Linked DNA regions of Homo sapiens: region 2 is linked to region 1. Evidence: chromatin loops called from intact Hi-C (ENCODE). Cell type or tissue: ascending aorta. All regions are shown on one strand. Links, peaks and the distances in the headings refer to the core of each region. The heading gives the core; the rest is flanking DNA. Region 1 overlaps PLAC9 (placenta associated 9). Region 2 overlaps LOC729815 (a long non-coding RNA gene).

Region 1 (15,170 bases), core at 4,689-12,688:
GACATGAGGTTTCACTGTGTTAGCCAGGATGGTCTCGATCTCCTGACCTTGTGATTTGCCCGCCTCGGCCTCCCAAAGTGCTGGGATTACAGGTGTGAGCCACTGCGCCCGGCCTTTTTTTTTTTTTTTTTTTTTTGAGACAGAGTCTTGTTTTGTCATCCAGGCTGGAGTGCAGTGGTGCGATCTCAGCTCATCACAACCTCTGCCTCCTGGGTTCAAGCAATTCTCGTGCCTCAGTCTCCCAAGTAGCTGGGATTACAGGTGTGCACCACCACACCCAGCTAATTTTTGCATTTTTTAGTAGAGACGGGGGCTGCGGGGGAGTTTCACCATGTTGGCTAGGCTGGTCTCAAACTCCTGACATCAAGTGATCAGCCTGCCCCGGCCTCCCAAAGTGCTGGGATTACAGGCATGAGCCACCGCGCTGGGCCCAAGTCTTGGTTTCTTTTAGCAGCACTCAGAGAAACCTTTATCCCTGATGGCTTTTTAGACCATGAGCCACCACGCCCGGCCCATATTTTGGAGTTTTTTATAAAATCACTTGAAGAATAGTTTTCTGCTGCTTTCAAAAATGATCAAAACCCGTGGATGGTTTTGAGTGAATCATACATTTTAATACAAATATTGGATGTGGTAAATTTATTATTCTATTATGTTGAATGTGGTCAAATATAATTAACCCCCAAGTGGCCAGGGTTGCTTTTCAAAGCAGAGTGTGACTTTGACAATTCAGAAGATACAGCGGCACCTTTCAGATGCCACTGAGAAAACATTTCTCAACCCCCAGCATGCAGAAATCATCTGTGTTGTGGCCCTTTCTTACTGTTTGGGTCCAGATACAAAAGGTCTCCCCATAAGGCCTGTAAGTAGAAGCACCCGTACTTCCGCCTCAGAGGATGGGACCCAGGGGCCACGTCTCTTTAACTGGGGCAGCCAGCCCAGCCGAGCCCTCCTCTGGGGCCTCCGGGCTCCACAGCAGCGTGTTCTCACCAGCACAGGATGCCCCACCCATGGCCACCATCCAGGGTGCACATCAGGCCCCTAGCAGGAGCCGGGCCAGAGAAAACAACGCAGCATCCAAGGAGGTCCATTTCCCAACTGGCAGGGCCTGGGAGAGCGGGAGGAAAGGAAGGAAGGGAGCCCTGAGGAGCCACAGCCTTGGCTGCTCAGGGTTAATCATCATAATCCTTCAGTCTTTTCCACTCCCCTTGTCTGAGCCACTGACAGCCCTGTGGTGCATGTGCGTGTCTACTATTTTTTATTCATTTATTTATTTTCTTACAAGACACAGTCTTTCACTGTCACCCTGGCTGCAGTGCAGTGGTGCAATCGTAGCTGACTGTAGTCTCAAACTCCTGGGCTCAAGCGATTCTCCCGCCTCAGCTTTCCAAATACCTGAGACTACAAGTATATACCACCAATCCTGGCTAATTTTTTTTTAATTTTTATTTTATTTATTTATTTATTTATTTATTTATTTATTTTTGTAGAGACAGAGTCTCACTATGTTGCCCAGAGTGACCTCAAACTTCTGGCTTCAAGCGATCCTCTTGCCTCAGCCTCCTAAAGCTCTGGGATTACAGGTGTGAACCACCGAGCCCAGCTCGTCTAGCTAATTCTTGAGGCCTCTCTGCAGCCTCCAAAAGACAGAAGAATTAAGGATGCGCTACACGGGGGAGTCAGGGCCTCAGGCCTACCCTACCCCATTTTATGTAAGAGGCAGCAGAGGCTCAGGGAGCAGAAGAAACTTTCTCACAATCCCACAATCATTAGTGGCTGAACCAGGCTGAGAAAAGGGGTCTCCAGCATGTTTTCTACCATGATGCGTTCAAGTCAGCGCTGTGGTGAGGATGCTGGCAGTACAATGTCAGGCCCTGCTCCAAGCTTGCTCTCTCAGATGCACTCTGTGGAGGCCCCGATGAGCTCACGGACAGTTGCTCCAGGGTGCACAAAGCACAGTTTTGTCCAGATGTGAAGGATTAGTGCTGAGCCATGTTGGGAGCGACCTCAGCCCAGCCTTTTCCCTGGAGGGGTTTTGGAGCCAAGTTAGACCTCATCACAGACACGTAGAGAACAGGGTGGTTTAGGCCAGTGGAGGGGAGCAGGCTCTGGTTGTTCTGACTTCCAAAGCAGCCAGACTCCCATTTGGCTGGCAGGGTCACACTGCATCCCCCTGGCCTGAGCCTTACACGGGAGAGTGGCTAGGGTCTGGGAGAGGGCAGGTGAGCCTCAGAGAAAAGGCTTGGCCAAAGGCCTCTGGACAGAGCCAGCAGGGGGGTATGTGTATCCACAGACTCATGACAACAGGCCCTCCCCTAGGACGGCCACTCTGTGGGTGACAACAGAGGCCCCCTCAGAGCTTTTCCTCTCCAAGCTGAGCAGCCCAGTTTCAGCTGAGAGAATTGAGTTAAAATTTGGAGTCCCAGACTGGGTGCGGTTGTTCACTCCTATAATCCCAGCACTTTGGGAGGCCGAGACAGGCGGATCACTTAAGCCCAGGGGTTTGAGCTTAGCCTGGGCAACGTAGTGAAATCCTATCTCTACAAAAAATACAAAACGTAGCCAGGCATGGTAGTGTGTGCCTGTAGTCCCAGCTACTCTGGAGGCTGAGGTGGGAGAATTGCTTGAACCCGGGAAGAAGAGGTTGCAGTGAGCCATGATTGTGCCACTGCACTTCAGCCTGGGTGACAGAGTGAGACCCTGTCTAAAAAAAAAAAAAAAAAAGAGGAGTCCCTTCCCATAGCCTCCTCTAGACCTGCTCCTGCCTCTCAAGGGCCTTCTCAGGATGTGGGGCCAGGATGGAGCATAGCCCCCAGGGGCCTCTCTCTCTCTGAATATTTTACATGAATGCCTGCAGCCCACAATGGCTGCTGCTTTCTGCTGACAACCTCGTCAGACAGCCAGCTTTTGTTATGGAACATTTCAAATCGTGCACACAACAGTAGACAGAATCGCTGAATGCACCCCCATTTGCTCATCACCCAGCTTCAACAATCAGCAACTCTCAGCCCATCCTGTTTGCTCTAAACATCCACGCATGCCTCTCCACCATCCCCACTGAGGCCTGGATTATTTACTTTGGAAGTAAATCCAAGACAGCACAGCCTTTCATCTGTAAATATTTCAGTATAGGTCTTTAAAATACTTGCATTAAAAAAATAACCAAAGGGCCATTATAATGTCCTCCTCCCTCCCCAGATTCAGCAATAACACCATTATCTTTTGAAGAGTATTTTCTAAGTTCAGTGGAGGGAAATAATGAAAAGGATAATTTGGAAAACAGATTGTTCTCCACAAAAGATGCTCAGAGTGGAAGGACATTTTGTCTCTGGTCCTGTTCTCATCTCTGAGTGGAAGTGCTGAGAGCTAGATAGAGTTGGAATCAGAAAATCACAGGGCAGGGGGTCCCCACCTTGCTGAGATGAGAACAGGAGGTCAGGGTGCCTGAGGTCCAGGCATTTGCAGATGGTGTGACCTTGGGGAAATCACTCAGCCTCTCAGAGTTACACATCCATCATCAGCTCTGTCCTACCTCAAGACCTGCCCCACTTCTAGACAACTGCAGATGGCCCCTTGGCCAACCCATCCAATACCAAGGCCTTACAGCTACAAGCATTGCACGTAGAGAGATCAAGTTCCATAACTCCCCCTATTGAGCTTTGGATGCCCGCATCCATGGCCACAGCCTTAATATTGTCACTCTCTGAAGCTGCTCGACCTCTAAAAGTTAAATTGCAATATTCCTTTTTTTTTTTTTTTTTTGAGACGGAGTCTAGCTCTGTCACCCAGGCTGGAGTGCAGTGGCGCGATCTCCACTCACTGCAAGCTCTGCCTCCCGGGTTCACGCCATTCTCCTGCCTCAGCCTCCCTAGTAGCTGGGACTACAGGTGCCCACCGCCACGCCCGGCTAATTTTTTTGTATTTTTAGTAGAGACGGGGTTTCACCGTGTTAGCCAGGATGGTCTCGATCTCCTGACCTCATGATCTGCCCGCCTCGGCCTCCCAAAGTGCTGGGATTACAGGCGTGAGCCACCGCGCCTGGCTAAAATTGCAACATTCTTTACCTCTTGTTCCTCCTGTGATTCCTAAGACCTCCAGTCTCTTCAGCCCCCATTTCTCCCAATTCATTGGCCCTCTTCTTGGCCTCATTTCCTTCCTCATCCCAGCTGGATTCCAGGCCTCCTCTCCTAAACCTCTGGCCAAATCTCAGTTCCTTGGCCCCTTGCCTCCACCACATCCATCCTGCAGACTCCTAGGTTTCAGCTCCATCCAGCCATCTGTCTTTGCTGCCCTGCACCCAGACTGTGGAGCACTGCTGGGGGAGGACTCGTGCTTCCAGGATTCCTTGTTGATGCCGGCTCATTCTGCATAGCCCTCCTACACTGCATCCCTCATTCTGCACATCCCCTTTTGAAGCCCTCTCTTTATTCAAGTCCCTTACCTAGTGGTGCACTGATGGACTGGCTCTCAAAAAAAAGTGGGGAGGGGGGTCGTTGATTTCCGTGGTGTAAATGTTCTCATCATGGCCACCATTTTTTTTTTAACTTAAAATTTTTTTTCTTTTTAGAAATGGGGTCTCACTATGTTGATCAGGCTGGTCTTGAACTCCTGGCCTCAAGCGACCCTCCCACTCGGCCTCCCAAAGTGCTAGGATTACAGGCACGAGCTACCATTTCCAGACACCATGGTCACTATTTTAATGTCTGTGTTTAGCAACCTACTCATAGAATTCTTGTAATTTTAACATCTAGCTCTCCTCCCTACGTGATCTCCATCTTACTGCACAGAGTAAATAGAGGCCATCAGGTGGGAGCTCACTCCACTTTTTGGCCCTCTAGTTAGATGGTTTGCCTTTGCCCATTTTTGCTGCATTCCCTCTGTCTTCCTTCGAGATGTGGTCCCACCCCCTCTGGATCCAGGGCCTCCCATCAGTTCAGGAAGTTCATCCTTGGGTTCTCCTGTCTTCCTCCTGTCCCTCAGGCTGTAAGCATGATTGTGTTTTCCAATGCTTTAAAAAAAAAAATGACAACCATAAATACTCCTCTAGACCTTGCGATCCAATCTCCCTTCCTTCACAGCCAAGCTTCGTGAAATTTTCCAGAATCCAAGTTTCCACCCCCAACCTCACCTTCCCTCCTCATCTCATGGTAATCCAAACTCTGCTTTTCCACCACTCCTAAAAGTGCTGGGGTGAAATTTAGCAGGGCCTTTCTGTGCTCTCTTTCCAGTCCTTATCTTGCTAGACCTCTCCGCTGCTTTCGGCCCTGCTGACGCTTTTCATCCTCTGCAGAATCTGTAAAGCTCTTGGCTTCTCTTGACTTCTGGGGCAGCACCCTCCTTCCTGAGTGTCAGCGTTCTCCAAGGTTCCAGCCAACCCTGATGCCCCACAGGCATCTCAGGGTTACCAACTCTGAAACCCAAGCTCGGCATCAGGGCTCTGAGACTTCTGCTCTGAGGGTTGATGGTGCCTGGAAGAGCTAACTCAAGGAGAACAATGGTGAATCAAGAGTTGAGAGGGGTTTCACCATGTTAGCCAGGATGGTCTCAATCTCCTGACCTCGTGCGCCTACCTCGCCCTCCCAAAGTGCTGGGATTACAGGTGTGAGCCACCATGCCTGGCTAAAATTGCAATATTCTTTACCTCTTGTTCCTCCTGTGATTCCTAAGACCTCCAGCCTCTTCAGCCCCCATTTCTCCCAATTTATTGGCCCTCTTCTTGGCCTCATGAGTCCTCTGCTTATGAGTAGTGACTTTGGACACATCCTTTCACCCTTCTGTGCATCAGTTTTCCTACGTGTAGATTGGGCATAACAACAGGTTGTTGGAGAGGTTAAGTTAGCACCCTACATGGTGCATGGTAAGCACTCATCACATGCCAGCTGTTACTAACGGGTTCCCAGTGTCAACGCTGCTACTGAAATATCTCCTTTCATTTTCTTCCTCACTATTCCTACAGCTCCTGCCTCTGCTCATCACTTCTCCTTCACCCCTCTTATCCTGATTGCTGCAGTAACCTCCTGCCTTCAAAGGCATCTCCCTCCAATCTATTCCCTATATTTAAAAAATTCATGTTTGGCTCTGTGACTTTTCTGTTAAAATAACCCCCCTTGGCCTGGCTTGGTGGCTTACACCTGTAATCCCAGCACTTTGGAAGGCTGAGGCGGGTGGATCACCTGAGGTCAGGAGTTTGAGACCAGGCTGACCAACATGGTGAAACCCTGTCTCTGCTAAAAATACAAAAATTAGCAGGGCGTGGTGGCAGGTGCTTGTAATCCCAGCTACTCAGGAGGCTGAGGCAGGAGAATCGCTTGAACCCAGGAGGCGGAGGTTGGAGTGAGCTGAGATCGCACCATTGCACTCCAGCCTGGGCGACAGAGCGAGACTCCATCTCAAAACAAACAAACAAACACACAAAAAAACAAACAAGCATCAGAACTGGTTTATTAAAGCCCCTGGGTTAAAGCTCTGCCCCCTTGGCTTCATTTCCAGGACTTCCCTCTCCAGTCTCTCTCTCCCGCCCACCCTGTATCTCCAGCCACCGCGGGCTCCCTGCAGGTTTTGCACAGTGAGCCCTGCTCTTTCAGACCTCTCCATTGTTGCAGGTGCCATTCTGCCTGGCTGAAGCCCATCCTCCCTTCCTCCCTGGGCTTCACCTCCTTGAGGAAGTTCATCTGGGTCTGTAGGTGACTGTGGCTGTAGAGACTGGTGGGATTGAGATGGCTGACACTCGCACACTGACCCCCACCTGGGCCGTCCTCCGCTTGCTCCTGAGTTTGCTTTGAGGACTGACCTCATTTGAGCCCAGTGTTTACAGGAGTCTCTGGCATTATGGAAAACTAAGGGTCCCACAGTGACAAGACTTGTTTTCCCACAGCTGCCGAACCCTTCAGCCCTCCGCGAGGAGACTCAGCTCAGAGCACAGCGTGTGACAGACACATGGCTGTGCAACGCCGTCTAGATGTCATGGAGGAGGTAACAGGGTGGTTTGGAAGGACATGCGAGTTCAGGACCACCTTCTAGGATGGTGTTTTTATGGGCAGATGCAAGCTTGCTTTGGAATGTGAGGACATCCGGGCCGATCCTGCCCTGTGGCCACCTCGTCCAACATCACCCTCCCATCTAGGCTGCCGGGCTGCCCAGCCCCCAGTGGACCCTGCCTCCCCTAAGGCCTTGCTTACCCCCACCCGGATATTTCAACATCATTACTGGATGGGAAGGTGGAAATTCAGTCACTGTTTTGTTATATAGCCACGATTCCTAACTTGTGTGGGGAAAAGTTTACATCTTTATTGTCACAAGCCTTTAACTGAAATTGAGCATTCTCATTCATCATAAATACAAACAGCGAGCCGTGGTATTAACAGTACTATAACTTTGTCATCAATAGAAATCCAGATAATTTCATCTTCTAGTTATGAATATCTCAACATATAATTTTTATCCTTCCTTATGTCAAAATTTCAGTTGTTATTAGGCCTGATGTTAAATCATGTGATTTAGTGAGTTAATAAATACATTTTATTTTTTTTGAGGCAGGGTCTCTGTCTGTCTACCAGGCTGGAGTGCCGTGGTGCAGTCTCGGCTCACTGCAACTTCCACCTCCCAGGCTCAAGCAATCCTCCCACCTCAGTCTCCCAAGTAGCTGAGACTACAGACACATGTGCCACCATGCCTAGCTAATTTCTGTATTTATTTTGTAGAGGCAAGGTTTTGCTATGTTGCCCAGGCTGGTCTCGAACTCCTGAGCTCAAGCCATCTGCCCACCTCGGCCTCCCAAGGTGCTGGGATTACAGGCATGAGCCACTGTGCCCGGCCAATACATATATTACATCAAAAATTTAAATTTTTTTTTGACAGAGTCTTGCCCTGTCACCCAGGCTGGAGCCCATGGTACAATCTTGGCTCACTGCAACCTCTGCCTCCCAGGTTCCAGTGATTCTCATGCCTCAACCTCCCGAGTAGCTGGGACTACAGGCATGCACCACCATGCCCAGCTAATTTTTTGTACTTACCATGCCCGGCTAATTTTTTGTACCTCTGGTAGAGATGGGGTTTCACCATGTTGGCCAGGCTAGTCTCAAACTCCTGACCTCAAGTGATCTCGCCTCAACCTCCCAAAGTGCTGGGATTACAGGCGTGAGCCACCATGCTGGGCCAAAAAGTTTAATTTTAAATACTTGAATTTTTTTTTTTTTTTTTTTTTTTTTTGAGGCAGAGTCTCACTCTGTCACCCAGGCTGGAGTGCAATGGTGTGATCTCGGCTCACTGCAACCTCCACCTCCCGGTTCAAGTGATTCTCTTGCCTCAGCCTCCCGAGTAGCTGAGACTACAGACGCGCACCACCATGCCCGGCTTCTTTTTGTATTTTTAGTAGAGACAGGGTTTCGCCACGTTGGCTAGGCTGATCTTGAACTCCTGACCTCCGATGATCTGCCCCCCTTGGCCTCCCAAAGTGCTGGGATTACAGGCGTGAGCCACCACGCCCGGCCTAATACTTGAATAATATTTTAATGCAATTGGTGCCCTTAGTAATTCTATATGTTTTATTTTTTGCATTTAAGGCATTATTCTGAGAAGAGGTCTGTAGGCTTCACCACACTGCCAATGGGGTCCATGGCATACACAGGGAAAAACCATTAAGAACTCAGTAAATTTCAGAATCCCAAACCTGTCATTTGGCAGAGATACCACCAGGGGGCGGAACAACAAAAGGAATGTGAGCTCCAGGCTGCAAAGTCCAAAAGGGAGAAGGTATTCTACAGGCGCTTCATCCAAATCTGTGACTAAGTGCCAAAAAAGAAGGAGCCTTAGAGAGCAAGCCCCCTAGGATATTGTCATCTGGGGAAACTGAGGCAGGTAGGGGCAGAGCCTGAGTGAGGAAAACCCAGGTCACTTAGCGCCCAGTCCTTTCCCACTGCACCGCACTGGACCGCCAGCTGCTCTCTTAGGACCTAGCTGATGAAGCGGAACGTGGAACCACTTCTGTCCTCGACTTTACCCCACTTCCCACTCTAGATGGTAGAGAAGACCGTGGATCACCTGGGGACAGAGGTGAAAGGCCTGCTGGGCCTGCTGGAGGAGCTGGCCTGGAACCTGCCCCCGGGACCCTTCAGCCCCGCTCCCGACCTTCTCGGAGGTGAGCAGTGCAGGTGGCAGAGGACAGCCTCTGGGCGGCTGTCATCTGGCGCTGGGCAGGCGAGACAGGGACGGCTGCTCCACTGCACAGGTGTAGCCTGGCTGGCAGGGAGGGCCCCAGCGCTCCCTGGGGACGGAAGCGGGACGGCATCATCCCTGCTCCCCGCCCGCCCCGCCCCACCTGCCACACCCGGTGGCTGCCGCCCAGTGTCAAATGAGGTTCTGGAAGAGCCGGCCCTAGATGCCATCTCAGCACAACCCCTGCGCGGAGAAACTGCCTCCTTCATTAGCCTTCTCACGACTGGAGCTTCTCAGCTCCTTTAATTTTCCCCTGAGCAGCCACTCCTGTTCCACCCCAAAACTCTCGCAGGGAAGACGGGCGTCCCCACTGATCAGGCAGGGTTGGGGTTGCACTCTGCTCTCTCCTTGATCCTTGTGTCCCGCGCGCAGTAGTTCCTGGGGGCCGGGGAGGGAAGGGAAGGAACTGCTGGGCACCACGGGGGCAGGTACTCTGCGGCACCCCAGCTTGCTCACTGGGGGCCTCTGCTTTCTTTCAGATGGCTTCTGAGCCCTGGAGCTGGAGCCCAGCAGTTGGAGGTGGTGCACCTGCCAGGCAGCGCCCACAGAACCAGCCCTGTCCTCTCGACTTCCTTCCTTAGCTTCATGTGAAATAAAAGCTATTCTGGTCTCCTCTGTGTCTGCTGACAGAGTAACCCGTTTAACTACAGCCTCCTCTCACTCCACTTCCATGCCTGGAGGAAGCCTGCAACCCCCTCCAGGCTCAGACCTGGGGACACCCCCACTCCTGTCATTTATAGGGGCAGATGGAGCAGGGGTTGATTCACACAGATGGGGGCCCTTTGAGTGGCCTTGCTTCTCAAAATGTGGCCATAGGTGAAAAGCAAGGGGATCAGGGTCTCAGGACCCACCCAGACTGTTTAATCCAAATCTGCATTGCAATGAGACCCCCAGGGATTTTATGTGTCCATTAAAGTGGTTTGTTGTTGTTTTTAAAAATTTTTCCTATGAAGTGAAATTCAATGTAAAATTCATCATTTTAACCATTTTAAATTGTACAAGGCTGGGGGCGGTGGCTTACACCTATAATCCTAGCCCTTTGGGAGGCCAAGGTAGGAGGATCACTTGAGCCCAGAAGTTTGAGACCAGCCTGGGCAACATGGTGAAACCCCATCCCTACAAAAAAATACAAAAATTAGCCGGGCATAGTGGCACGTGCCTGTAGTCCCAGCTACTCAGGAGGCTGAGGTGGGAGGATCACCTGAGCCCTGGAGGTCAAGGCTGTGGTGAGCCATGATCATGCCACTGCACTCCAGCCTGGGAGACAGTGAGACCTTGTCTCAAAAAAAAAAAAAAGAAAAAGAAAAAAAATTGTACAAATGCAGTGGCTTCCAGTACATTCAGAAGTTGTGCAGTCATCACCACCAGTTCCAGAACATTGTTCTCTCTCTAGAAAGAAACTGTGTATCTATTAAGCAGTCACATCCCATTCCCGCTCCCCACACCCCACTGGAAACCACTGATCTCTGTCTTCACGAACTTGCCTATTCTGGACATTTTAAATACAGTAGTCCGGCTTTATCTGTGGTTTCACCTTCCATGGTTTCAGTTACCTGCAGTCAACCACAGTCCTAAAATATTAAACTCCAGAAATAAACAATATATGAGTTTTCAATTGCACATCATTCTAAGTGGCGTGATGAAATCTCTTGCCATCCCACTTCATCCCGCCCCGGATGTGAATGCTCCCTTTGTCCAGCATGGTCCACGCCGTCTACACTTCCTGCCTGTTAGTCACTTAGCAGCCTTCTCAGTTACCAGATCAATGGCCACAGTATCACAGTGCTTGTGTTCCAGCAACACTTCTTTCTCTTAATCAAGACCCAAAGTGCAAGAGCAGTGCTGCTGGCATATGGTTGTTGTTTTTCACACAACTCTCCCTTCACAGAAGCTGGCATATTGTTCTAATTGTTCTATTTTATTCTTAGCTATCGTTGCTAATTTCTTATGGTGCCTAATTTATAAATTAAACTTCATAGGTATGCATGCATAGGAAAAAACATAGTATAATAGGATTAGATACTATTGTGGTTTCAGGCATCTGCTAGGGGTATTGAAATTTATCCCCTGAAGGTAAGGGGGTAGTACTGTAGGTAGAATCACACAATACGTAGTCTAGCTGTATCTGGCTTCTTTCTCTGAGCATAATGTTTTCAAGGGCCATCTGTATTGTAGCATGTATCGGTACTTAATTCCTTCTTACGGATGAATAATGTTTCATTGTATGAATATACCACATTTTATTCTTTTATTTTTTTAGACAGAGTCTCGCTCTGTCACCCATGCTGTAGTGCAGTGGCATGATCTCAGCTCACTGCAACCTCTGCCTCCCGGGTTCAGGCAATTCTCCTGCCTCAGCTTCCTGGGTAGCTGGAATTACAGGTGCACACCACCACGCCTGGCTAATTTTTGTATTTTCAGTAGAGACAGGGTTTCACCATGTTGGTCAGGCTGGTCTTGAACTTCTGACTTCTTGATCCACCCGCCTCAGCCTCCCAAAGTGCTGGGATTACAGGTGTGAGCCACCACACCTGGCCCACATTTTATTCATTTATTCGACAATTGAGGGACATTTGGGTTGTTTGCATTTTTTAGCTATCATGAATAATGTTGCTATGAACATCCGTATGAGTTTTTGTGTGAATATTTGTTTTTTAATTTGTTTTGGGTCTATATGTAGGAATGAAATTGCTGAGTCACATGGTAACTCTTACGTTTAACTTTTTGAAGAACCACCAAACTCTTTTGTATTGCAGCTGTACTATTTTACATTCCCACCTGCAATATTAGCTGTGGCTTATTCATAGATGCCCTCTAGCAGGTTGAGACATTTTCCTTCTAGTCTTAGTTGAGTGTTTTTTTAATCATGAAAGGATGTTGGGTTTTTTCAAATGCTTTTTCTGCATCAATTGAGATGATCATGTGATTTTCCCCTTTCATTTTATTAATTACATGCATTACATCGATTTTTTTTTTTTTTTTTTTAAGACAGAGTCTCACTCTGTTGCTCAGGCTGGAGTGCAGTGGCACGATCTCAGCTCACTGCAACCTCTGCCTCCCAGGTTTAAGCAATTCTCCTGCCTTAGCCTCCCGAGTAGCTGGGATTACAGGCACCCACCACCATACCCGGCTAATTTTTGTATTTTTAGTAGAGACAGGGTTTCGCCATGTTGGCCAGGCTGGTCTTGAACTTCTGACCTCAGGTGATCCACCCGCCTTGGCCTCCCAAAGTGCTGGGATTACAGGCATGAGTGAGCCACTGTGCTTGGCCTGATTTTCATATATTAAATGACCTTTGCAGTCCTGGGATAAATTTCACTTGGTCATGGTGTATAATGCTTTTAATATGCTGCTGGATTTAGTCTGCCAGCATGTTGTTCAGGATTTTCGTTCCTGGGCCACAATTCTAGACACACCCTGGGCTGGAAGGGAACCCACTGCCTTGAAGGAAAGGACCCAGTCTTGGCTGCATTCATTGCCTGTTAACTGAAGAGCCCTTGGTCCCTGAATAACCAGCAGAGATACCTGGGTACTATGCTGAGGGCCTTGGGTGAGACTCGGTCTTGTCGGTTTCAGGTTCAGATTCAGCCAGCACATTCCCAGCTGTGGTGGTTACAAGGCAAGATTCCTGCTAGAGAAAAGTGGAGGGAAAAGTAAAGTGGGCTTTGTCTTACACCTTAGATACCAGCTCAACCACAGGACAGTAAAGCACCAAATGGTTCTTGGGAATGCCAATTCCAGGACTTGTCTCTTAGATGGCATTTATGGACCTACCCTGGGCCAGAGGGGCGCCCACTGCCCTGGAGGGGGGGGTCCCATGCCAGGCAGCATTCACCACCAGCTGGTTGAAGACTCCCTGGGCCTTAAGAGAACATCAGCAGTAGTCTGGCAGTACTCCCTGTGGGCCTGTGGTGGCGGTGGCCATGGAGTGAGGCACCTCTGCCTTGGGAAAGCGGAAGCAAGAGAGGGAAGGACTGCATCTTGTGGATTCAGTGCCAGCTCACCTGCAGTATAACAGAACACCAGGTAGACTTCTAAGATTTTTTACCCTAGTTGCTGGCTCCCAGATGGCACCTTTGGGCCCAGCTGGGGCCTGGAGGACCTTGCTGTTCTGAAGGGAAGGACACAAGCCTGGCTGGCTCTGCCACCAGCCGATTGTAGAGCCCCAGGGCCTTGAGCAGACACAGGCAGTAGCCAGGGAGTGGTAACTGCAGGCCTTGGGTGAGAGCCAGTGCTGTGCTGGCTTTCAGGTCTGACCCAGTGCAGTCCTAGTGGTGGTGGCCACAGGGGTGCTTGTGTCCTTTCACCCCCAGCTTCAGGTGGCTTAGAACAGAGAAAGGGACTCCCTTTGTTTGGGAGACAGTAACGGAATGAACAAGAGTCTCTGTATGGTAATACAGAGAATCCTGAATCTTGTCCAAGACCATCAAGGCAGTAACTCTATGAGGCTAAAAAAAAACCAAAGTGTTATTGGGCTTGGGGTGAATCCTTAAGCAGATACAGCTTAGAGCACAACACCCAAGCCATTCAAATATCTGGAAAGCCTTCCCAAGAAGGATAGGTACAAACAAGCACAGACTGTGAAGACTATGATAAATACCTAACTCTTCAATGCTCAGACACAGATGAACATCTACAAGTATCAAGACCACCCAAGATTTTCCTTTCAGCACACTGAATATGTCATCTCATTGCCTTCTCACTTCCATGATGTTGGATGAGAAATTGGCTATTAATCTTATCGAAGATTTCTTGTACGTGTCCAGTGGCTCTTTCTGCTTTCAGGATTTGCTTTGCTTTTGGACAGTATGATTATAATGTGTTTCAATGTCACACTGAGTGTCTCTTTGAGTTGACCCTACTTACAATTCATTGAGCTTTTTGTATGTGTAGATTAATGTCTTTCATTATGTTTTCAGCCATTGTTTCTTTAAAAATTTCTTCTACATTCACTCTTCTCTTGATTCTTATTAGGTGTATGTTGGTACACTTGATGGTGTCCTGCAGGTGTCTTAGGCTCAGTTAGCTTTTTTGTTGTTGTTGTTTTCTTTCTGCACCTCAGAATGGGTAATCTCAATTGACCTATCTTGAAGTTTGCTGATTTTTGTCTTCTTCCTTTTTAAGTCTGCTCTGGAACCCTTCCAATGAATTTTTTATTTGTGTACTTCTCAATTCCAGAACTTCTATTTGGTTCCTTTTTATAATTCCAGTCTCTTTACCAATATTGGTGAGACATCATTCTCCTGGTTTCCTTTAGTTCTTTGACCTTTCTGAAAATAATTGACTTAAAGTCTTGTCTGTTAAGTCCAATGTCTGAGCTTTCCTCAGTTTCTATTAACAGATTTTTTTTCTATGTATGAGCCATACTTTGTTTCTTCGCATACCTCATAGTTTTTGTTGAAAACTGAACATTCTGAATATTATTTATAATGTGGCAAGTTTGGAAATAAAATTATTCCTCCACTGTGTCACCTAGGCTGGAGTGCAATGGCAGGATTATGGCTCACTACAGCCTGGACCTCCCAGGGTCAGGTGATCCTCCCACCTCAGCCTCCTGGGCAGCTGGGACTATAAGTGTGTGCCACCAGGCCCTGCAAATTTTTAGTATTTTTTGCAGAGATGGGGTTTTGCCATGTTGCCCAGGCTGGTCTCAAAGTCCTGGGTTCAAGTGATCCACCTGCCTCAGCCTCCCAAAGTGCTGGGATTACCGATGTGAGCCACTGTGCCCAGCCTGTTATTTTCTTGAACTACATTTTTAGTTTTTTAGTTTGTATTCTTTGTCAGGTGTGGCCACTAAGTCTTTGGTTAGCTTAGTGGTCAGCTAGTGATTCAAAAGATTTCTTTGAACACTTGGAACAACAAAATGCCTCGTAGCATTTGCAGATGTGTTCTGTGTTGGGACACACCTTTCAACCTTCACCCATGCAGTTTATAACTATGCCTTAGCCTTCACTTCC
Region 2 (15,170 bases), core at 4,291-12,290, 640 kb before region 1:
TGATCTCCCACAGAAGCTTCTGGAAACTCCTGGCTAGTGACTGGAGTCCAACAAGGCACAAAGCCTAGTTGTGCTCAAGTCTCACTGAAGCCTACCTGAGCTTCATCAACTGGACAGGGCTTGGCTTTTCCAGGTGGGGAAACTGAGTCCCAGGGAGCAGCAGTGGCTTCCCAAACTGCAGCTGAGTCGGGGATGAAACCTGGAAATTTAGTTGTTCAGTGTGGGTTTACTCTGCCTTCCAGCACAGGGCATGGTGTAAGCTTGGAGGGACCACCCTACCTCCCTAGTGGGCTCAGTCCACAGCCGGGGAAGTGTACGAGTGTCAGCTCCTCCCATTAGATAGGTGATAGAGTCAGCAAGGGATCTGGAGCCATGAGTTCCAGCCACCACCTGCTCCTCCTGCAAGCATCTTCTGCCCTCGTGCCTTCCTCTCCTCACCTATAAACACATTTATTCCCTGATAGGTGGCTGGAGGGCCCAAATGAGACCATACCTGTGAAAGGGTTGGTAGGTTGTAAAGTCAAACACACTAACTCTTTTGGCTCATCATGGCCCAGACAGGCAAGGTCCAGCTGTCTTCTTTTCCTGGAGGGAGATTTGCTCTGTCCCAAAGGGATATTTGCCTCACCCACCTCTGGGCCTGGCTTCAAGCCCCTTTGGCCAGTAACACACTTGAACAAAACCCTTGCTCCTAGCCCCACCCCAGCCCCAGGGAAAGGACTGTACCTGATCAGCATTAATCTGCCCTTGTCTCGCCAGACTCAGGCTTAGTTAAGTCCATCCCTGGCCAGTAGCTCTGTCTCCGTAAAATGAACACAATATTTCCCCCTGCTCCCTCCCACCCATGGCTGCGCCTTCCCAACAGGCTGGGCGGTGAGCCATTGACTGGGCCTCCCATCCTCAGCTACCAGAGGCTGCTCCCCGGCCTTAGCCACCTCTAGGTCATGAGTGAGAGGTCGAGGGTCCACACATCTGGATCACAGGCCTAGGCTCTTGTGGAATGTCAATGTTAGGGTCCCCTCCTCACTCCCTTCCTTGCACACGTTTTTTGCACTCCTGAATGTCATATACTATTCTAGGCACATGGAGAAATAAAAGTCTCTGCCCTCCTGGAGCTTCTATTCTAGTGAGGGGAAACAAATATGAAATTTATACAGGAAGGAAATTGTACAGAATGTTAGAAGGTGATAAGTGCTATTTAAAGACAAAGAGAAAAGGCACTGCAGTAAGGGGGGTCAGGAGTGCAGTGGGGGCAGAGGGGAAGCGGCAGCAGCGCAGTTTGGAAGAGGGAGATCTGGACAGGTGTTCCTGAGAGGGCAACAGCTGAGGCGAACACCAGACGTCCCCCTACCAGAGGATTGACGTTTTTAGAGTGCTGGCGTCGCACACTAGTTTTCACTTTTTCCAGGGTCAGGAAGACACAGAGTTACGGGTGTAGCTATTCTGCGTCATGTTGGGAGGTGTCTTTCTCCCCTATGGGCTGTTCTCCTGGAGTTCAGGGAGGCTGTGTGGCCTAAAAGGGGTCTGTGTGGCGGGCACCTGTAGTCCCAGCTACTCGGGAGGCTGAAGCAGGAGAATGGTGTGAACCCGGGAGGCGGAGCTTGTGGTGAGCCGAGGTCGTGCCACTGCACTCCAGCCTGGGGACAGAGCGAGACGCCGTCTCAAAAAAAAAAAAAAAAAGTCCACTAGGAAAAAGAGATTTTTCCTTAACTATATGGAGCTTCTCTAGGAAAAGAGAAAGACCCTCTGAAATAAATCTTAGAAACTAGGTTTCAGTGCTAGCCCAACTGGTTGCCAGTTGTATGCCACTGGGTAAGTTACTTTACCACCTCGAAACCTCAGTTTCTTCATCTGCAAAATGGGAATGAAAAACCGCTTTTCTGAAACTTCTCCAGTTGAGTAAAATTCTATGTGAAATTGCTTTGTAACCTAAAAAAATACCAACGTAAAATAGATTTATCTATAAATTGTATATGCCTTGTTGTGTGAGCCAGGCAGGCAACTTGGAAGGTGGAGACAGGAATGGGGGCATGTCTTCTCTGTTGTCTTCTTCCCCGACTTCCTTTGGGTCAGGGAATCCCATGCTCCATGGGATGTGAAGTGATCGAGCGGGGACCCTACTGCCTCCAGGGGAGGGCTTAATGGAGTCACACAGGAAGTAAGATGCTGCTGTACAGTGGGCTAGCTCTTATCGTCTTGGGGTCCAGCAGGAAGTGATTCTTACCAGCAACTGCCCTCACCATGAACTGTCCAGGGATAAGAAGATGCAACCAGTGAGGGGGAGAACAGCAATGCAAGACAAAAAGGCTGCCTCAAAGAGAGGCAGAGAGCTGCAGAATCATCCAGCACTACCCTGCCCTGCTCAGGGCTAACACCAGCATTTTGCAGAGGGCACTAGAAGGAAATCTATACTGGATGAGAACGTCCCTGAGCAAGGTTAGAGCTGCTCTGGACAATCTCAGGGCTGGGAGTCCTATTCAAGAAGAGGACCAGCTCTCTTCTGGCCAATGTAAAACCATGCAGTGAGCTCTTTAAGCCTCCTTAAAGATGGACACTCTGCAATTATCAAAATTATACCTCTGGTAGGTACAGGTTGACAGCTCTGAGCCACTACTAGTTTGAGTGCCTCTCAACTAGCAGTCTTAATGACAGCATTCTGGAGCTGGGCAGTAGCCCTGAGGCTTTGGGGACCAGAACCTCATCTTTATGGTCCAAAATGGCCCACTGTGTGTCTGCATCAAAACAGCAGGGTACTGTGGGGCAAACCACAGTCCCTGTCACGGGGCAAGGAAAGGAGCCCCTACTCTGGTCACTCTATTTGTCACTCCCTGGACCCTCATACTTCTTTCTTTGCCTTTCTGTCTGCCCTGTGCCCCAGGAGGCTCACTCCTGCAGGCTAAGTCTCTCTGACTCTTTGCCATTGGTTTTTGGTTAACCAATGGGAGGTACCATGGAACTCTGGACGGTGGGAGGAGAGAAGCTGGGGGTGTTTCCACCCAGCGTCTTGCAGCTGCATGATCTCCAGGGTTGCTGTTCACTTGGGTGACTCCTCTTTCATGGCTCCAGCTCTTAAAAAGTCGGGGACATTTCCTCTCCTAACCCCTTCAGCCTAGGGGTGCTAAAGTCTTCCCACTGTTGCTAGTTTCTGGGAGCCTCTCCATTCCCCATATTGTCCCTTAACCTGCCACCTCTGTCAGTATTGCTTTATAGTGTCTTCATGGGAGCCATCTGGAGTGATTCTGTTTCTGCAGAGAACCTGATGAGTGCAGCCCCCAAGGGGAAATTATGTACACACATCTGGTTCAGATGGAATAGTCCTGACTCCTGGAGCCTATGTTCTGACTCGTCATTATCAACCTTTCCTCTTCTCTCTTTGCAGAATTCTGCCCTCTCCAACTATTTTTTTCTTCTAGATGTGCTGTGCATCACCAGAGTCTTGGCCTGAGCATGCAGTTGCAATTTAACATCTTCCAACAAATGCAAAATGACTGTCTCAGTGGCTGAATGAATTGGCTGAGAGTGGAGGACCTGAAGGGATGAAGCTGCCTTTGGGGCCAGGTGGCTGGCTGCGGTGGCTCACGCCTGTAATCCTAGCACTTTGAGAGGCAAAGGCAGGGGATTGCTTGAGCTCAGCTGTTCAAGACCAGCCTGGGCAACATGATGAAACCCGTCTTAAAAGAAAGATAGAAAGAAAGAAAGAAAGAGAGAGAGAGAAGAAAAGAAAGAAAGAAAGAAAGAAAGAGAAAGAAAGAAAGAAAGAAAGAAAGAAAGAAAGAAAGAAAGAATAAAAGAAGGAAATTAGCTGGGCATGGTGGCATGTGCCTGTAGTCCCGGCTACTCAGGAGGCTAAAATGGGAGGATTGCTTGAGCCCAGAGGATCAAGGCTGCAGTGAATCAAGATCACGCCACTGTACTCCAGCCTGGGCAACAGAGCAAGACCCTGTCTCAAAACAAAGAAACAAAAGAAACCAAACAACTTAGGGACCTTAGAGTCACCGTTGACATCCTTCATGCAGGACTCACATGATCCTTCATGTAGGAGTCATGTATGTGAGCAGCCTCCCTGGAAGACAGCCAGCCAATTGTTGTTTGCATACTTTCAGCGATGGAGAGCTCAGTACATCTTTAAGCAGTTCATTCTATTACTAAATGCCTTAGTCTAATTATAAATTACAGTCAAAATCTGTGTTCCTCTAATTTCTCTTCATAGGACACAGCTGTGAACTTCATACACAGCTGTGAACTTCATACGTGACAGTCCTTCAAAGACTCAGTGATTGTGTCCTCCTGAGTCATCTTTTTCTCTAGGCATCTCATGTCTTGCCCCGTCTCCATGTGGCTTCCAGGTGATCCCCTTTCCTTCTTCCCTTCTAATCTTGGTAGGAACCCTTTACAGCAGGGGTCCCCACACCCTGGCCGAGGACTGGTCTGTGGCCTGTTAGGAATGGGGCTGCACAGCAGGAGGTGAGTAGCAGGCAAGTGAGCGGAGCTTCATCTGTGTCTACAGCCGCTCCCCATCCCTCTGATTACTGCCTGAGCTCCACCTCCTGTCAGATCAGTGACAGCATTAGATTCTCATAGGAGCATGAACCCTATTGTGAACTGTGCATTCAAGGGATCTAGGTTGCCGGCTCCTTATGAGAATCTTACTAATGCCTAATGATCTGAGGTGGAACAGTTTCATCCTGAAACCACCCCTAAATCCCACTTGATCATGGCATATTATCTTTTTGATTCATTGTTAGATTCAGCTTGGTAGTATTTTGTTGAAAATGTTTTCATCTATGTTCATTAGGAATACCGCCTGTAGTGTTTTTTTGTGTGTGTGTGTGTCCTTGTCTTGTTTGGGTATCAGGGTAATGCTGGCCTTATAGACTGAGTTGGGAAGAATTCCCTCCTCTTTAATTTTTGGGAAAAGTTTGAGAAAAATTGTTTTTTTTGTTTGTTTGTTTGCTTGTTTTGGTATTTGCAGAACTTTAATTGCCAAGGCAGAATACATTCCAATAAATGAAAAAAAATGGATAAACAAATAGACACATTAGAGAATTTCTAAGGTTCAATTAACATGTGAGAATTTCTTAACCTCTCAACCATCAGGAAAATGGATATTACAACCACAACAAAGCCACAAGTCATTGGATCAAGAAACGTTAAAAAGTCTCACAATCCTAAATGTTGGCAAAGACGCTGACCATCAGAAGCACTGGGAAAAGCCCTTTACAAAGCTCTCAAGCAGCATTCACTAATGCCAAATATCCCAGTGGACAGTGGTTCCAATCCCAGCAAAGAAATGCTCAGGCTCAATTCAAATGAGAGGCAGGTACATTCACAGCAGAGCCACCTGTGATGGCCGCACAGTGAAGACAGCAAATGCCCACCTGCAGCAGAGTGGGTGAAGGGCGGTGCATTTGCTGCAGAAAGTTATCAGTGGTGTAGACCAGCCACTCCAGGCCCACTGGGATCTGTAGGACTTTGCAGGCACAGGCCCCTTACCAACCCAGTGGTTACCTGGGGTCTGAATAGTTTTCATTCACAGAGATATCCTCCTCTTGGTACTGAAACCCTGAGTCTTTTTTGTCCATAGAGCCCTGCCCTTCTTTGTACTGAGACATCATCGTGAAGACTGACGTCTAGAGGTGGGAGCACCTCCGTGAAGTGAGGGAATAACTGAGTGTCTGTCAAGAAGTCGGAGGCATAGGGGCTCTGAGGCCACAAGGGGCCTGGGGCTGGGGCTGGGAGTGATCCTGGGCGTGGGCCTAGAACTGGGACTGGGCCTGGGAGTGAGCCTAGGCTTGGCATCCAACCAGAGCTTAAGATGGGGCCCGGGTCTGGGATTCTCTCATGCCTGGGATCTCAGCACTTTGGGAAGCTGAGGCAAGTGGATCACCTGAGGTCAGGAGTTTGAGATCAGCCTGGCCAACATGGTGAAACCCCATCTCTACTAAAAATACAAAAATTAGTCGGGCGTGGTGGTGGGTGTCCATAATCCAGCTACTTGGGAGGCTGAGGGAGGAGAATTGCTTGAACCTGCGAGGTGGAGGTTGCAGTGAACTGAGGTTGCACCATTGCACTCCAGGCTGCGCAGCAGAGCGAGACTCTGTCTCAAAAAAAAAAAAAAAAAAAAAAAACAGGAAAGTCTGTTCTTGTTCCGTGCATGTTTTCCTAATGGACTGTTTGGTTATTTCTCATTTTTGAACTCCAGATATTTGTGAAGTCAGCCCTTTTCCTGTGATCTGAGTTACAAATATTTGTCCAGTGTGAATTGCCTTTTGATTTTTCTTATGGTGCTTCATGCCATGTAGATTTTTTTGAATTTGTGTAGTCAGATTTAGTAATGAATTTATTTTATGGTTTTTAGATATTGAGTCATGGTTAGAGGGACTCCAATCACCCCACCCACTTCAAGGTTAGAATGGAATTCTCTCACATATTCTTCCAATACTTTTATGTTTTCTAACCAACTTTCATGAGATATAATTTACATATAACAAAAGGCATCTATTTAAAGGATACAAGTTGATGAGGCTTGACAGATGTACATCCTCATGACATCATGATTTTTCTTTAAGTATTAAATCATAATGCATTTGGAATTTATATCACTGTCTACTTTGAGAAAAGGACTAAATTTTATTTATTTATTTATTTATTTAAGACAGAGTTTCACTCTTGTCACCCAAGCTGTATGTAGTGCAGTGACGTGATCTTGGCTCACTGCAACCTATGCCTCCCGGGTTCAAGTGATTCTTCTGACTCAGCCTCCCGAGTAGCTGGGATTACAGGCACCCGCCACCACACCCTGCTTAATTTTTGTGTTTTTAATAGAGATGGGGTTTCACCCTGTTGGCCATGCTGGTCTCAAACTCCTGACCTCAGGTGATCTGCCCACCTTGGCCTCCCAAAGTTCTGGGATTACAGGCATGAGTCATCGCGCCCGGCGTATTTTATTCTTTCAGTTTTCAGATGATTGGCCAGGTGTCTGAACACCCTGCATTGAGATGTTTCCTTTGTCCCATTCTCTATTTCTGTATGGATTTCTGTCTACATCTGGACTTCCTCTTCTATTTGTCTGTCCATATATACACGTTTACTACACAGTTTTAATAATTGAAGCTTTGTAACTGAATTACCTTTAATAAATGGTACCAGCTCCAATACCAATTATAGCAGAAAACATGGTCCCCTGTATTAGGTATTTGAGAGCAAGATGGATGTTCTGGATGCTCGAGCTGAGTTTCTTTCCCTATGCCAGGCCTCCTTTTTACTCTTAGAGAAAGGTACCCCATTTTATAGATACAGAAAGTGAGGTGAGATCAAGGAAGGTCAGTCCCCAACTGTGCCAGCTCTGAATTTTGTAGGGTTTAGGAGCACCCAGCCTCAAATGCCCATTTGTGGATGAGAAAACTGGTTCTGGGTGGAGATAGAGACATGTGGAAAAGACAGATCTGATGATGCATTATCACTCAACCACTCACTCATTCATCACTTCACCCCAGCACAGACTGACCGTGTGCTAAGGCCAAGCCCTGCACTGGGGCAGAGAAGGGGCTGCTCCGTCCCCTGGGATCTCACGGTGGGCTGGAGGGAAAGGCGAGGAAGCACTGAGGGACAGGAGGATGTGACTGTGGTGGGAATAGAGGGAGGAACGGGGCTGTGGGCGCCCACAGTGGGGCCTCATGGTCTTAGCCTGGGCCCCCCTTCCAATGCTGAAAGTAGGGCAGGTGCCCAGGACTTTGCAGCAGGAGGACTATTTCGAAAAGTGAATCCAGGGAGCAGAGTGAGGGTCTGGGAAAGTAACGGAGGAGAAAAAAGCTAAGGGTATACTGTAGAGATGACCACATTGAAGGCAACTGAGGCTTAACACAGTGTGATCTCTAGGACAGCATCTAGAAAGTGCATCACGGCCAGGTGTGGTGGCTCATGCCTGTAATTCCAGCACCTTGGGAGGCTGAGGCAGGCAGATTACCTGAGATCAGGAGTCTGAGACCAGCCTGACCAATATGGTGAAACCGCATCTCTACTAAAAATACAAAAATTAGCTGGGCGTGGTAACTAGTGCCTGTAATCCCAGCTACTCGGGAGGCTGAGGTGGGAGAATTGCTTGAACCCGGGAGGTGGAGGTGGCAGTGAGCCCAGATCGTGCCCCTGCACTCCAGCCTTGGTGACAGAGAGAGACTCTGTCTTAAGAAAAAAAAAGAAAGAAAAAGAAAGAAGGAAAGAAAGTGCATCAGACTGTGCATGTCTCTCTCTCAGTGAAAAAGGGAGAAGCATTTAACTCCAGGTTCCTGTCTCCATTGGTTGAGGGCTGTCCTGTGGGAACAGGGCAGGAATCCACCCGGGGTGTGTGGATCTGGTGACAGCCAGCACGCATGGACTGTTTGCCAGAGCTGTGGCTGGAATCTGGAGCCAGGTGAGAACAGATGAGGCTGGACAAAGGGTCTCAGCCTGGTTCCCAGGTATGGGACTTGACGGCCACCTAGCTGGCCAGGATGGGAAATGCAGCAGGGACCAGGACAGCGAGGGAGGCTGCTCTGGGTCCCCACCCCACAGAGGAGGCAAACCTGTGACAGGGCAGCCCTTTCCCCTGGAAGTCCCTGCTTCAGGGACAGACCCAGAGGCTCCACACAGCAACCCAGCCACAAGGGAGGCCTACGTGTCCCCATGTGATGGGCTTTCAAGGCCCCAAGGAGGTCACGGCTTGGAGTGCAAGAACTCCTCCCAACTGCTGTGCCGCCCCCCCTCCACCTCCTGCCGGCTCACTGCTTTGTTCCCTGCTTTCTCTTTCTCTGCTTCTCTCTGCTTCTCTCTGCCTCCCTCTTTGTCCTTCCTTTCTCTCTTTCTGTGACCCTGTCTTCAACAACTCTTTCCCTTCCTCTATTGTGCTGTTTGTCTGTGATTCTCTCCAGCCTCCTCTCCCTGTCTCAGTCCTCTCCATCTCTCTTGTTTCCTCTGTCTTCATTCCTCTCTTCTCTTTTACTCTCTGCCTTCCTCTCGGTATGTGGATCACTGGCCAGCTCTCTGGACACCTCCCTCCCTCCAGCTCCCTTGGTTCTCACTGTGGGTCCTTCTGTCTTTGTCTCTTCCAGCTTTCCTTTTCTCCCCCTGGGCCCAAATCAACTTCTCTCCATGACTCCATCCTCCCATCTCCATCTCTCTCTCTCTCCCCTCACCCTCCACCTTCTCTCTCTCTCCCTTCTCTCTTTCTCTCACTGTTTCAACCCCTCTCTCTCTATCCTCCCTGTCTTTCTCCTTCTCTTTGTCCTTCCCCTCCCTCTCTCATCCCTTCTCTCTCATCTTCTCTCTGCCTGTCCCGTCCTCTGACTGACCTCACCCCTGCGTTCTTCACTCCTCTCCAGTCCAGCTCAGTTAGCCTCTCACCACCGATCTCTGCCTATCACACAATTTAAAAATTACAGGAAGATGGTGGGGGGCACAGGACTTATGGAGAAATGTCTACACCCAGCTCAGCTTCCCTTAGAGCCGCCTGGAGTTGGTGCTACCGGGGGGCAGCTGGCTCAGTGGGGCATGGGCTCTGACAAACCCTGAGTCTCTGCGAGGCTCCTTAAGGGCTCCACAGCCGCTGCTGGGCCCTTCTATTCCCTGTCAGAAGTTGGCCACCTCATGGGGATGTATTACTGTCTATCTGCTCACAAGGCACCACTGGCAGTCACTAGGAACACAGTGACTCTTTCTAGAATGAATGAGCACAACCTCCACCCGTGGCTGGATACAGGATATTCCCCCACCCCAGAAGTCCCCCTCGGGCCCTTACCAGTCAACACTACCCAAAGGGTAACCCTGCTTCTGTGTCCAGCAAGGCAGTATCTGCCTGAGTTTGAATAGTGTACGAGGAGTCACACCTGGTATACCCTGGGGTGTGAACTGGTCCTCCAGGAAGCAGACACCCAGAAAGATAGGACTGCAAATGTTTCTAAAGGGAAACACTGGAAATGAGAGAGAGAGGAGGGAGCACGGGGCATGGAGCATCAAATATGGTGGAGACTTTTCCAAGATATCATGGCCCAGGAGACTCTTCAAATTTCAAAATTATCCTGTAAGGTAAAAAGATTTCGGTTTATTTCCAGGTGACCTTCTTTTGCCCAATATACATTTTGTCTTCTATGAAATATCTGTGCCCCTGCTGAATACTTCTGTGTGTGGCCATATCTGTGTCTGTATGTCATGGAGAATAATTATCCACAGATCACAGATACAAATCTCAGAGTTTAACTGTGTATGCATTTTTAGGATCTCTTCATCTCGTAAGGATCTGAATTCTAATCTTGGAGACAGGGGCTTTCCCTTATCTTTTGAAAGAGAAACTGGAAATCCCAGAGCCTGAGCTGCTACACCCTAAGGTTTATTAAATGAACTTCAATGAACACCTTTTGCTGATCTTCTGAGTGGAAATATTTTCATTTAACCAGCGGGAGGGGTGAGGCTCTACCATCTACCAGCTATTTTGCAAGATGCCTTCCTTATGAGCTTGGTCTCCCTGTCCTCACCATGACCTCATAATCGCATCATTCCCAGCTCATTTCTGAGAAAGCTGGGGCTCTGAGCTCTACTGAGAGTTGGTGTCTGGGCTTAGGCAGCAAAGACACAGGGAAGGGGAAGCATTTTGCCTGCCAAGGTTGGGAGATGCAAAGCTGAGAGTTGTAGGTGGGAAGGAGAGGGTGCAGGAGATCAGAGTAGGTCACAGCAGCTCAGGATTGGCCTTGAGTTTCCAGCCAGAGTTGGCCTCATTCTGAAGGCCAAGGCCGCAGCTCCACTGAACCAGACCCATCCTCATTGTTAGTCTCCTTAGGCCGTGAAAACTCAGGGAGACAGGTTCCCCTGACAGAACCAAGTTAAAATTTTCAGACCTCTAGGCATTCATTCACCCCGATCTAGAGCCTTCATGCACCCAGGGAAAGAATCATCTTCCTACCAATAATGGACTAAAGGCTGTAGGGCAACAAGGAAGTGCTGGGGTGGTAATTTCCTGTGCACAATGTGGTATCTGAGCTCCCATGGCAGCTCTGTGTGGCCCTCACCGCAGCCTCCATGCTCCTGCTCACGCTGCTTGCCTGGCTAGGAGCAGCCTTCCAGCTCTACCTGAGTTCAACAACCCCCCATGTCACACCTCCCTGCTTCAGCTTTCTCTTCCACGGCCTCCTGTTTACTCCCAGGAGATTCTGTCTCCTCCTTCTGCACCCTGTGTCCCTTCACTTGTGTTTCCATTGGGCTGGTCAGAAGCTCTGTGCCCTTCAGTGTGGGTCTCTCTGCTGCAGCACACAGGATGCCCTGCCAGTCAGGGATGGGTCTCATCCCTCACAGAGCTGGCCATATGGCCCAGGTTCCACACAAGCCTGCAAAGCTTGTATTTCTAGCTTCTATAAACAATCTCTGGCTGGGCACAGTGGCTCACACTTGTAATCTTGGCACTCTGGGAGGCCAAAGTGGGCAGATGGCATGGCTCCAGGAGCTTGAGGCCAGCCTGAGCAACATGGTGAAACATGGTCTCTACAAAAAGTAAAACAAAAAAACATTAGCCAAGCATGGTGTTGCACACCTGTAGTCCCAGCCACTCTGGAGGCTGAGGTGGAAGGATCACCTGGGCCCTAGAGGCGGAGGTTGCAGTGAGCCAGGAGTGCACCCCTGCACCCCAGCCTGGGTGACAGAGTGAGACTCTGTCCCCCACCAAAATAAAATAAAAAAAAAAACTCTTTCCTTATCTACAGAAGATACCTGCTGCCAAAGTCATAATGAGAAAATAATGCAACTGATTTGTAGTCTCAGAAACTTGAGCAAAGTGACCACATCCTCAGCCAGTGCTACCCTCATATTGCAAAGCCTTGCAGTACAATCTGTGACATTTCTATTCATTCAAAAAAGGAAAGATGAGTCCATTTTGCAACTTAGTTCATACTGTTCAGATAAACATACCAAGTGGTACATGTGGAGTTGGTGGTTGAGGTCTTACAGGCCACAATGGGTAGAGGAGCTGGTTGAGGTCCCAGAGGAGTTGGTTCAGATAGCAGAGGCCAGGCAAGTGGAGGAGGTGGCAGATGTACTAGAAGAGACCCTGGTGGAGGAGGTGGCTGAAGTCCCAGGGACCACAAGTGGAGATTATTGAAGTAGCTGAGGAGATTCATGTGAAGGTGGTAGTTGAGGGGCCAGAGGCCACCCAGGTAGAAGGGGTGGCTGAGGATCCAGAGATTACTAAGTGGAGATGTAGTCGGAGGTCCCAGAGGCCTCACAGAACAAAAAGGTGAATGATGTCCCAGAGGAAAGGCAGCTATAAAAGATGGATGAGGTCCCGGAGGACAGAAACATGCAGAAGATGGATAAGGTCCGGGAGGACAAGGAGCTGCAGGAGGTGGATGAGGTCCCAGAGGACCAACAGCTGCAGGAGGTGGATGAGATCCCAGAGGACCTACTGGTGCAGGAGATGGATGAGGTCCGAGAGGACCACCAGCTGCAGGAGGTGGATGAGGTCCCAGAAGACCTACAGTTGCAGAAGGTGGATAAGGCCCCAGAGGACCAACAGCTTCAGGAGGTGGATGAGGTCCCAGAAGACCTACAGTTGCAGGAGGTGGATGAGGTCCCAGAGAACCTACCACTGCAGGAAGTGGATGAGGTCCCAGAGGACCAACAGATGCAGGAGGTGGATGAGGTCCCAGAGGACTGACAGCTGCAGGTAGATGAGGTCCGGGAGGACTGACAGCTACAGGAGGTGGATGAGGTCCTGGAGAACTGACAGCTGCAGGTGGATGATGTCCGGGAGGACTGACAGCTGCAGGAGGTGGATGAGGTCCCAGAGGACTGACAGCTGCAGGTCGATGAGGTCCCGGAGGACTGACAGCTGCAGGAGGTGGATGAGGTCCTGGAGGACTGACAGCTGCAGGTAGATGAGGTCCGGGAGGACTGCCAGCTGCAGGAGGTGGATGAGGTCCCAGAGGACTGACAGCTGCAGGTGGATGAGGTCCCGGAGGACTGACAGCTGCAGGAGGTGGATGAGGTCCCAGAGGACTGACAGCTGCAGGTGGATGAGGTCCCGGAGGACTGACAGCTGTAGGAGGTGGATGAGGTCCCGGAGGACTGACAGCTGCAGGTAGATGAGGTCCGGGAGGACTGCCAGTTGCAGGAGGTGGATGAGGTCCCGGAGGACTGACAGCTGCAGGTAGATGAGGTCCGGGAGGACTGATAGCTACAGGAGGTGGATGAGGTCCTGGAGGTCTGACAGCTGCAGGTGGATGATGTCCGGGAGGACTGACAGCTGCAGGAGGTGGATGAGGTCCTGGAGGACTGACAGCTGCAGGAGGTGGATGAGGTCCTGGAGGACTGACAGCGGCAGGTAGATGAGGTCCGGGAGAACTGCCAGCTGCAGGAGGTGGATGAGGTCCCAGAGGACTGACAGCTGCAGGTGGATGAGGTCTCAGAGGACTGACAGCTGCAGGAGGTGGATGAGGTCCCGGAGGACTGACAGCTGCAGGTAGATGAGATCCGGGAGGACTGCCAGTTGCAGGAGGTGGATGAGGTCCCAGAGGACTGACAGCTGCAGGTTGATGAGGTCTGAGAGGACTGACAGCTGCAGGTGGATGAGGTCTGAGAGGACTGACAGCTGCAGGAGCTGGATGAGGCCCTGGAGAACAATCGAGTGGAGGAGGTGGTTAAGTTTTCAGGGGACTCTCCAGTGCAAGAGGTGCTTGAGTTCCCAGAGGACACTCCAGTGGAGGAGTTTGTTGAGGTCCCAGAAAACCTTCAGATGGAGGGAGTGTTTGAGTTCCCAGACAACACCCGGTAGAGGAGGCGGCTGGCAGCCCATCAATGGTCCTGAAGGGCCAGCCATGAGATCGGGCAAGTAGGGCCATTCTGAGAAAGGATGAGCTTCCCTGCAGCCACATTGACCTACAAGTCAGGAGGAGAAAATGTTTTGAAATATATGAATATGATGGACAAAAACACCAAAACCAACACAAGCTGCACCTTATGCCTCGGGTGATAGTCCCTTGCACCTTTCCCTCCTCCAGGTTTCAAAATGGCAGCATGAATGCCATAAAGTCTCCCTTCAACTGAGTCCTGCCAACAGCAGGGGAGTGAAGAAAAGTCGTGGGGACAAACTGCTATCCCCACACGCCACTCTGTCTGCAAATGTACGCAGGCTGGGGGCCTGTCCCTGGGAAGACAGAGTCATAACCCAGTAATAAAGAAGCATGTTTCTGACACAGGGGTGTCTATGTCTATCCTAATTCCTCCCTCACCATCATCACCGGAGCATGTTCCTTGCATCAGATAAACAGAGAGAAACAGAAGCATGAAAAGCCCATTGTCCACACATGAGTCACAGCTACTCTTAAGAGAATGGCCTCCAGGCTTTTCATGTGCTGTCTCTGATTCTCAGAAATCTACAAGGTCAGTGTGACCACCCTGCTCCAAATCTAAGAAAATAGAGGCTCCAGAGGAAGGAGAAATTTCACCTAGCATCACACAGCTTGCAAGAAGCAGAGTGGAAGTCGATTCCAGCTCTGCCTGCAAGACCCTCTCGTCCCCCTTCTGCTTCCCTTCTTGACAAACGGTCTTCTCTACTTTGGAAGCGCCATCCATGGGCACAAAGAGCTCTGGGGAGATGGGGATTCCTGAAGAGCTGCAGGGGAACTGGGAGAGGGTTTTCTGACGGAATAATCTTACATAGAGATATCAGTTTGGCATGGTTATCACATTTCTTTAACTTCTAGGTAATACCAAATTTTAAGTGCACTATGACATAAAGAATAATTTTGTCCATGGAAAAATGAGGTGGGAATTCTCAACAACAGAAGTTTTAAAAATATGTTTGATTTCAAGTGTACAAGTCCCATCGTGTGTGATCAGAGGATTCAGCAGCTGTCGAAGACACAGAGGCCACACGAGAACCAGCTTAATTGAGCATCATTTAAGGCCTTCATTGAGAATTGTCCCTGTAGGTAATGAGTGACGTTCACTCTCCACTACCTCACAGCCAGGGCACATTTTCTATTAAAATATGGAACCTCTGACACTTAGAATATTAGATCAAGGGCAACACTGGGTGAGGGTGGGGGCGTTTTTGCTCAACACAGTTAACAACAGAGATGGGACTGTGATGAATTATGGAATTGACTTTGCCAAAGAACATTCAAAATTGCACAAAGCACATATTAATGTTG

What was found. A loop is a pair of places that touch in the nucleus more often than their neighbours do. Peaks named below come from ENCODE experiments on the same cell type or tissue, not always from the same donor. Only the 100,000 strongest peaks of a DNase experiment are listed, where the experiment ranks them.
Region 2: a loop joins it to region 1, with 3 times the contacts of the local background. A loop is called at or near these places in 2 of 110 quality-filtered maps.

What each region holds. Positions count from the first base shown.
Region 1 is chr10:80,135,208-80,150,377 of GRCh38, forward strand. It overlaps PLAC9 (placenta associated 9), which reads left to right. Exons shown (of 4, transcript NM_001012973.3): 2 at 6,875-6,972; 3 at 9,016-9,136; 4 at 9,693-10,152. The coding sequence ends at 9,703. Among named protein-coding and RNA genes, the nearest start is that of PLAC9, 10 kb to the left of the region's middle. In ascending aorta, for the core only: a CTCF peak has its summit at 8,689 (motif pointing right); DNase peaks (open chromatin) are centred at 8,684, 8,960, 9,405, 10,913 and 2 weaker places; H3K27ac peaks cover 2,341 bases.
Region 2 is chr10:79,494,159-79,509,328 of GRCh38, forward strand. LOC729815 (a long non-coding RNA gene) reads right to left here. Exons shown (of 3, transcript NR_136624.1): 3 at 12,212-13,627. It also overlaps the pseudogene TPRX1P1. Among named protein-coding and RNA genes, the nearest start is that of EIF5AL1, 11 kb to the right of the region's middle. RefSeq lists a silencer at 3,933-4,133. In ascending aorta, for the core only: a CTCF peak has its summit at 8,489; no DNase peak of the experiment used is centred there.